Regions from separate parts of the Mus musculus genome. Here region 1 is linked to region 2. The links are chromatin loops, found by intact Hi-C in ENCODE. Cell type or tissue: left cerebral cortex. All regions are shown on one strand. Each heading gives the region's core, and the rest is flanking DNA. Links, peaks and the distances in the headings are about the cores only.

Region 1 (4,723 bases), core at 487-4,486, 840 kb after region 2:
GCTAGAGAGGAAGAAAGCTTAAAGAAAGAGAGGTAAAAGCTTAAGAGAGTAAGACAGAGACAGTAAGAGGGAGAGAGAGTAAGGAAAGTAAAGGCTTAAGAGAGCAAGGAGTGGCCAAGCAGCCCCTCTTAGAGTGGGCAGTGTTATCTTGCTGTTGCTAGGTAACTGGGAGGAGTCTAGCCTGAAGGTCAGAAGCTTGGGACATTGTCTATGTGACTGAAAGCCATGAGCTTCTCCTCTGGGGGCTGTTGGGGTGGTAACTTTGTCAGGAACCAGGGGTCCAGGAGCATGAGGGAAGCCTTCCTTCCCATGTAGATGAAAATGATCACCACCATTTGCACCGGGGCTCCACCTCTCAACCAGCCTGTCTGTGCATAGGCCATTGTCCCACAGTGTATCTGTGTAGTGTATATGTGCCTGTGTGAGTGACTCCTTTCCTCTCTCTCTGGTTCAAAGAGGTAACAAACTCCCAGGCCAGCAAGAAGCATCTAGCAATAAATCCTTTCACTTAATACCCACAAACTAAACAGCATTTTTTCATCCCCAGATATTAGCACTTATTTATGCAAAAGTAATAAAGAGTTAAGTTTTGGCTGGAAAGATGGCTCAGTGGTTAGGAGCATCGACTGCTCTTCCGAAGGTCCTGAGTTCAAATCCCAGTAACCACGTGGTGGCTCACAACCATCCATAATGAGATCTGATGCCCTCTTCTGGTGCATCTGAAGACAGCTACAGTGTACTTAGATATAATAATAAATAAATCTTTAAAAAAAAAAAAAGAGTTAAGTTTTTAGCACAGAACAGTAAGAGTTGTTTCTCCAGCACTTAATGAACCACAGAATAATAAGAAAGAATTTAGATTTTAGCACAGAACAGTAATAAGGAGTTAATAAGGAGTCAAGTTTTAGGAGCTAAATAAAGCATAGAAGAGAGAGTTATAACATAAAGATACAGCATTGAATAAAGCCCAGAGTTTTATAAAGTAAAAATAACACACAGCAAGATAAGGAGAAAAGAATCAAGCCAAGAGAGTGTTAGGTTTCTAAAAGACATTAGTTGATAGCATCCAGTACAAGTGAAGAAAGTTACAAGACCAGTGATCATCATCCAACACTGTGACCCACCCACCTGAGCTGTAACCCCTCAAATGCCAGTTATGCCCCCAGCAGAAGAGGCTGTCCCTAAACCTGTAACCTTACTGTGGTATGTGATGCACCTAATCTGGGAAAGACTTGATGGCCAACAGTGGGAGGATACCTAGGGCAAGGAGAAGCAATGGGAAAGGTCTCTATGGCAGGAAGTGGGTAGTGGGGAACCAGCAGAAGGGACAGCCTTTGGAATGCAAATGAACCTAACTTTAGAAAAGCTTTCACCAAAAACCTAAAGAACCTCTGCAAGGCAAAATGTGACCTTAACCAATGTTACCTATGGCTTTATGTGTGCAAAATTCATAGAATATTCTGAGCTTTTGAGCTAATATCCACTTATCAGTGAGTGTATACCATGTGTGTTCTTTTGTGTTTGGGTTACCTCACTCATGATTCTATTTCTATCCATTTGCCCGTGAATTTAATGAAGTCATTGTTTTTAATAGTTGAGTAGTACTCCATTGTATAAATGTACCACATTTTCTGTAGCCATTCTCATGTTAAGGGTCATCTGGGTTCTTTGCAGCTTCTGGTCATTATAAACATGGTGGGACATGTGTCCTTGTTATATGTTGGAACACGTTTTGGGTATATGCTCAGGAGTGGTATAGCTGCTCTTCATGCAGAAGTATTTCCAGTTTTCTCAGGAACTTCCATATTGATTTCCAAAGTGGTTGTACCAGCTTGTAGTCCCACCAGAAATGGAGGAGTGTTCCTCTTTCTCCACATCCTTGCCAGTATCTACTGTCACCTGAGTTTTTGAACTTACCCATTCTGATTGGTGTGAGGTAGAATCTCAGAGTTGTTTTGCTTTGTATTTCCCTGATGACCAAGGATGCAGAATAATTCTTTACGTGCTTCTTGGCCATTCTACATTCCTCAGTTGAGAATTCTTCCTTTAGCTCTGTACTCATTTTTTACCCACAGACCATATGGTGCTTTGGGGAAAGAAAACCAGAGTGTGGATGATTCAGTCCTGCATAGAAAAGAGAACAGGATGGTTGAAATAGGTAGAAGGAGTAGAAACCTGAGAGGGAGAGATGGGGGGGAAGGAAGGGGGACATGATCAGGTATTGGAGAGGACAGGAGAGAATTACAGAGGATCAGGAAATCAAATAAAATTATGTACCAGTAGTGGATGAGGAACTGGGGGTAGCCACTGGAGAGTCCCAGAAGCCAGGGAAGTGAAAGGATCCCAGGACACAATGGGGATAACTTTAGCCCCAACAGGATTGACTTTAGCTGAAATGAGAAGCAAAGGGGAGATAGAACCTCTAGAGACCACCTCCAGTAGAATGACATGGCCTCCAGTCAATGGATGGATCCACCCACCTATTTCAAAGTTTTTAACCCAGAAATGTCTCTGTCCAAAGGAAAGACAGGGACAAATATTGGAGTAGAGACTGATGCAGGGCTATCCTGGGACCACTCCAACTGGGCACCCATTCCCTCTGCAGACACCAAACTCTGACAGTGGACATTGTTGCTGTAGCCAAGAGGCGATTGCAGACAGTAACCTGGTGTGGCTCTTCCTGGGAGGTTCTGCTAGTCCCTGATGAGAGCAGATGTGGATGCTCCCAGCAAAACATCACACTGAGCTCTGGACCCTGGTTGGGAGCTCAGGGGAAGGTCTGGAAGAGCAGAGTGGGATTGCAACCCCATAGGAAGAACAATGTAGGCTGAGATGACCACTCAGAGCTCCCAGGGACTTGACCACCAGCCAAGGAGTGTACCATGGCTCCAGATACATATGTAGCAGAAGATGGGCCTTGTCTGCCATCAATGGGAGGGGAGGGACTTTGTCCTGTGGAGGTTTGATGCTCCAGCATAGGGGGCTGATGGTGTGGTATGGCAGGAATGGGTGAGTTGGTGGGAGAGCACCTTCATAGAGGCAAAAGGGGGTAGAGAGAAGAGAGTTGGAATGTGGTAGTGGCAGAGGTGTAACCAGGAACGGTGATACCATTTGAGATGTAAACTAATGGAATGATTAATTAACAAAATTTAGTAATTAAAAGACTTCTCAACACCCACAATAATAATGCAAACTAGACCCTAGTTTGTAATTTGGTATATTTCTTTTTTTTTTTTTTTTTGGTTTTTTTATTTTATTATTTATTTATTTATTTTGGTTTTTCAAGACAGGGTTTCTTTGTATAGCTCTGGCTGTCCTAGAACTCACTCTGTAGACCAGGCTGGCCTCAAGCTCAGAAATCCACCTGCCTCTGCCTCGAAAGTGCTGGGATTAAAGGTGTGCCACCACTGCCCCACCCTGATTTGGTTTATTTTTTACCCTACAACAACTACTGATCTTTCTTTCAAGTATGACCCTATCTCCTCCTGTCAATCAGTTTCTAAACTATTTGTAAACTATATCAAACAAAACTATCTTTGGAATGCAATGTTAAGAATTTCTAGAAACTACAAATACATTTTCTAAAATTGTCTTTCCCCTACATCTAAAAAGCAGTGTCTTGGTGTATGCACTGGATAGTCATTTTGTAAGAACCACAGCTTTCCACTGCCAGGACTGCAGAAACTTTCTCCACACCCCGCAACCCCCATCCCCCAGGAAATTCAAACTCAGGAAGGTTCACAGGCCAAGGTCCTTGGTCAAGGTCACCACATACATGTATGAACAGAACCATAGTCTGCTCACAATCCATCCCAGTCCCAACAGATCAGATTCTGATAGTTTAGCCAACCTACTCTTTCTAGTCCTGAAAGTGACCTTCCTGGACAGGAGCTGAGACACTCAGCTTATGGTCTACCTCACAGCTTCCTAGTGCTACATCAGAGTTGAATTCCAGAAGTAAGACACAAGGTACTTCCTACTGTTGCTTCTAGTGACTACGTCTACCCAGAGTTCATCACAATCTAGTGTCATCCTGCTGGGCCTCAAAACTGTGGCCGCACTCCTACTGGACCAGAAGAGATCAAATGACTCAGACAGCACAGGCCTGCCCAGCTCTCTGCTTCCACAATAGGGCCACACAAGGCCTTAGTTCTGGAAATTTGTAGTTATCAAGCATGGTGGCGCACGCCTTTAATCCCAGCACTTGGGAGGCAGAGGCAGGTGGATTTCTGAGTTCGAGTACAGCCTGGTCTACAGAGTGAGTTCCAGGACAGCCAAGGCTATACAGAGAAACCCTGTCTGGAAAAAAAAAAAAAAAAAGAAAAACAAAAAAGAAATTCTTGCAGTCTCCCAGAGCACATTTTCTTATTCAATCAAGGGACAGAGTACCTTGTGTGTACAACGACTTCCAATTTTCTGAAGATGGCTGGATTGACTTTCAGAGTGGTTATAAAGTTTTATAATCCCACCAGGAGTGGAGGGGTCCCTTTCTCCACACCCTTGGGAGCAGGTGCTCTTACTTGAGTTTTTGACCTTAGCCACTTTGATTTTTTAGGAGGAATCTCAGCGTTGTTTTGATTTGCATTTTCCTGATGAGTAAGGAGTTTCAACATTTCTTTAAGTGTTTCTCAGACATTCCAGATTCTTCTGTTGAGAATTTTGTCTCCAATTAATTTTGGAGAATTTTCTGTGAGGTGCTGAGAAGCAGGCATATTCTTTCATC
Region 2 (4,723 bases), core at 270-4,269:
AAGATCAAAAACTCAAGTAAGAGCACCTGCTCCCAAGGGTGTGGAGAAAGGGACCCCTCCACTCCTGGTGGGATTGTAAAACTGAATAACCACTCTGACAGTCAATCTGGCCATCCTCAGAAAATTGGAAGTAGTTGTACACACAAGGTACTCTGTCCCTTGATTGAATAAGAAAATGTGCTCTGGGAGACTGCAAGAATTTCTTTTTTGTTTTTCTTTTCTTTTGTTTTTGTTTTTTGTTTTTTGTTTTTGTTTTTTCCAGACAGGGTTTCTCTGTATAGCCTTGGCTGTCCTGGAACTCACTCTGTAGACCAGGCTGTCCTCGAACTCAGAAATCCACCTGCCTCTGCCTCCCAAGTGCTGGGATTAAAGGCATGCGCCACCATGCTTGATAACTACAAATTTCCCATACTATGGCCCTGTGTGCCCCTATTGTGGAAGCAGAGAGCTGGGCAGGCCTGTGCTGTCTGAGTCATTTGATCTCTTCTGGTCCAGTAGGAGTGAGGCCACAGTTTTGAGGCCCAGCAGGATGACACTAGATTGTGATGAACTCTGGGTAGACATAGCCACTAGAAGCAACATTAGGAAGAACCTTGTGTCTTCCTTCTGGGATTCAACTCTGAAGTAGCACTAGGGAGCTGTGAGGTAGACCATAAGCTGAGTGTCGCAGCTCCTGTCCAGGAAGGTCACTTTCAGGACTAGGAAGAGTAGGTTGGCTAAACTATCAGAATCTGATCTGTTGGGACTGGATAGATTGTGAGCAGACTGTTTCTGTTCATACATGTATGTAGTAACCTGGACAGAGGCCCTTGGCCTGTGAGCCTTCCTGAGTTTGAATTTCCTGGGCGGGGGGGGGGGGGGGGGGGCGGAGAAGTTCTGCAGTCCTGGCAGTGGAAAGCTGTGGTTCTTACAAAATGACTATCCAGTGCACACACCAAGACACTGCTTTTTAGTTGTAGGGGAAAGACAATTTTAGAAAATGTATTTGTAGTTTCTAGAAATTCTTAACATGCCGGGGCCTAGCAAACACAGAAGTGGATGATCACAGTCAGCTATTGGATGGGTCACACGACCCCTAATGGAGGAGCTAGAGAAATTACCCAAGGAGCTATAGGGAACTGCAACCCTATAGGTGGAACAACAATATGAACTAACCAGTACCCGGGAGCTCTTGTCTTTAGCTGCATATGTATCAAAAGATGGCCTAGTCGGCCACCACTGCAAAGAGAGGCCCATTGGACTTGCAAACTTTATATGCCCCAGTACAGGGGAACGCCAGGTCCAAAAAGGGGGAGTGGGTGGGTAGGGGATTGGGGGGGTGGGTATGGGGGACCTTTGGGATAGTATTGAAAATGTAAATGAGGAAAATACCTAATTAAAAAAAAAAGAAATTCTTAACATTGCATTCCAAAGATAGTTTTGTGTGATAAATTTTACAAATAGTTTAGAAACTGATTGACAGGAGATAGGGTCATACTTGAAAGAAAGATCAGTAGTTGCTGTAGGGTAAAAAAATATACCAAATCAGGGTGGGGCAGTGGTGGCACAACTTTAATCCCAGCAGAGGCAGGTGGATTTCTGAGCTTGAGGCCAGCCTGGTCTACAGAGTGAGTTCTAGGACAGCCAGAGCTATACAAAGAAACCCTGTCTTGAAAAACCAAAATAAATAAAAAAAAAAAAAAAAAAAAAAAACAACAACAACAAAAAAAACCAAATTACAAACTAGGGTCTAGTTTGCATTATTATTGTGGGTGTTGAGAAGTCTTTTAATTACTAAATTTTGTTAATTAATCATTCCATTAGTTTACATCTCAAATGGTATCACCGTTCCTGGTTACACCTCTGCCACTACCACATTCCAACTCTCTTCTCTCTACTCCCTTTTGCCTCTATGAAGGTGCTCTCCCACCAACTCACCCATTCCTGCCATACCACACCATCAACCCCCTATGCTGGAGCATCAGACCTCCACAGGACAAAGTCCCTCCCCTCCCATTGATGGCAGAAAAGGCCCATTTTCTGCTACTTATATATCTGGAGCCTTGGTACACTCCTTGGCTGGTGGTCACGTCCCTGGGAGCTCTGAGTGGTCATCTCAGCCTATATTGTTCTTCCTATGGGGTTGCGATCCCACTCTGCTCTTCCAGTCCTTCCTCTGAGCTCCCCCACCAGGGTCCAGAGCTCAGTGTGATGCTTTGCTGGGAGCATCCACATCTGCTCTCATCAGGGACTAACAGAACCTCCCAGGAATAGCCACACCAGGTTACTGTCTGCAATTGCCTCTTGGCTACAGCAACAATGTCCACTGTCAGAGTTTGGTGTCTGCAGAGGGAATGGGTGCCCAGTTGGAGTGGTCCCAGGATAGCCCTGCATCAGTCTCTACTCCAATATTTGTCCCTGTCTTTCCTTTGGACAGAGACATTTCTGGGTTAAAAACTTTGAAATAGGTGGGTGGCTCCATCCATTGACTGGAGGCCATGTCATTCTACTGGAGGTGGTCTCTACAGGTTCTATCTCTCCTTTGCTTCTCATTTCAGCTAAAGTCAATCCTGTTGGGGCTAAAGTTATCCCCATTGTGTCCTGGGATCCTTTCACTTCCCTGACTTCTGGGACTCTCCAGTGGCTACCCCCAGTTCCTCATCCACTACTAGTACATCATTTTATTTGATTTCCTGATCCTCTGTAATTCTCTCCTGTCCTCTCCAATACCTGATCCTGTGCCCCCTTCCTTCCCCCTCATCTCTCCCTCTCAGGTTTCTACTCCTTCTACCTATTTCAACCATCCTGTTCTCTTTTCTACGTAGGACTGAAGCATCCACACTCTGGTTTTCTTTCCCCAAAGCACCATATGGTCTGTGGGTAAAAAATGGAGTACAGAGCTAAAGGAAGAATTCTCAACTGAGGAATGTAGAATGGCCAAGAAGCACCTAAAGAATTATTCAACATCCTTGGTCATCAGGGAAATGCAAAGCAAAACAACTCTGAGATTCCACCTCACACCAATCAGAAAGGGTAAGTTCAAAAACTCATGTGACAGTAGATACTGGCAAGGATGTGGAGAAAGAGGAACACTCCTCCATTTCTGGTGGGACTACAAGCTGGTACAACCACTTTGGAAATCAATATGGAAGTTCCTGAGAAAACTGGAAATACTTCTACATGAAGAGCAGCTTTACCACTCCTGAGCATATACCCAAAACGTGTTCCAACATATAACAAGGACACATGTCCCACCATGTTTATAATGACCAGAAGCTGCAAAGAACCCAGATGACCTTTAACAGGAGAATGGCTACAGGAAATGTGGTACATTTATACAATGGAGTACTACTCAACTATTAAAAACAATGACTTCATTATATTCACAGGCAAATGGATAGAAATAGAATCATGAGTGAGGTAACCCAAACACAAAAGAAAACACATGGTATACATTCACTGATAAGTGGATATTAGCTCAAAAGCTCAGAATATTCTATGAATTTGGCACACATAAAATCATAGGTAACATTGGTTAAGGTCACATTTTGCCTTGCAGAGCTTCTTTAGGTTTTTGGTGAAAGCTTTTCTAAAGTTAGGTACATTTGCATTCCAAAGGCTGTCCCTTCTGCTGGTTCCCCCATCCACTTCCTGCCATAGAGACCTTTCCCATTGCTTCTCCTGGCCCTAGGTATCCTCCCACTGTTGGCCATCAAGTCTTCCCCAGATTAGGTGCATCACATACCACAGTAAGGTTACAGGTTTAGGGACAGCCTTTTCTGCTGGGGGCATAACTGGCATTTGAGGGGTTACAGCTCAGGTGGGTGGGTCATAGTGTTGGATGATGATCACTGGTCTTGTAACTTTCTTCACTTGTACTGGATGCTATCAACTAATGTCTTCTAGAAACCTAACACTCTCTTGGCTTGATTCTTTTCTCCTTATCTTGCTGTGTGTTATTTTTACTTTATAAAACTCTGGGATTTATTCAATGCTGTATCTTTATGTTATAACTCTCTCTTCTATGCTTTATTTAGCTCCTAAAACTTGACTCCTTATTAACTCCTTATTACTCTTCTGTGCTAAAATCTAAATTCTTTCTTATTATTCTGTGGTTCATTAAGTGCTAGAGAAACAACTCTTACTGTTCTGTGCTAAAAACTTAACTCTTTTTTTTTTTATTTTTTTTATTTTTTGTTTTTTGTTTTTTGAGACAGGGTTTCTCTGTGTAGCCCTGGCTGTCCTGGAACTCACTCTGTAGACCAGGCTGATCTCGAACTCAGAAATCCACCTGCCTCTGCCTCCCGAGTGCTGGGATTAAAGGCGTGCGCCACCACGCCCGGCTTCTCTTTTTTTTTTTTTTTTTTTTAAGATTTATTTATTATTATATCTAAGTACACGGTAGCTGTCTTCAGAAGCACCAGAAGAGGGCATCAGATCTCATTATGGATGGTTGTGAGCCACCACGTGGTTGCTGGGATTTGAACTCAGGACTTTCAGAAGAGCAATCGATGCTCCTAACCACTGAGCCATCTCTCCAGCCAAAAACTTAACTTTATTACTTGTACATAAATAAGTGCTAATATCTGGCAATTTAAAAATGCTGTTTAGTTTGTGGGTATTAAGTGAAAGGATTTATTGCTAGATGCTTCTTGCTGGCCTGGGAGTTTGTTACCTCTTTGAACCAGAGAGAGAGGAAAGGAGTCACTCACACAGGCACATATACACTACACAGATACACTGT

The links. Peaks named below come from ENCODE experiments on the same cell type or tissue, not always from the same donor. Only the 100,000 strongest peaks of a DNase experiment are listed, where the experiment ranks them.
Region 1: a loop joins it to region 2, with 20 times the contacts of the local background. A loop is called at or near these places in 7 of 42 quality-filtered maps.

What each region holds. Positions count from the first base shown.
Region 1 is chr13:62,736,975-62,741,697 of GRCm38, forward strand. It overlaps Platr25. Among named protein-coding and RNA genes, the nearest start is that of Mir713, 21 kb to the right of the region's middle. In left cerebral cortex, for the core only: no CTCF peak of the experiment used is centred there; a DNase peak (open chromatin) is centred at 2,079.
Region 2 is chr13:61,892,650-61,897,372 of GRCm38, forward strand. It overlaps the pseudogene Gm7240. Among named protein-coding and RNA genes, the nearest start is that of Gm3325, 120 kb to the right of the region's middle. In left cerebral cortex, for the core only: no CTCF peak of the experiment used is centred there; no DNase peak of the experiment used is centred there.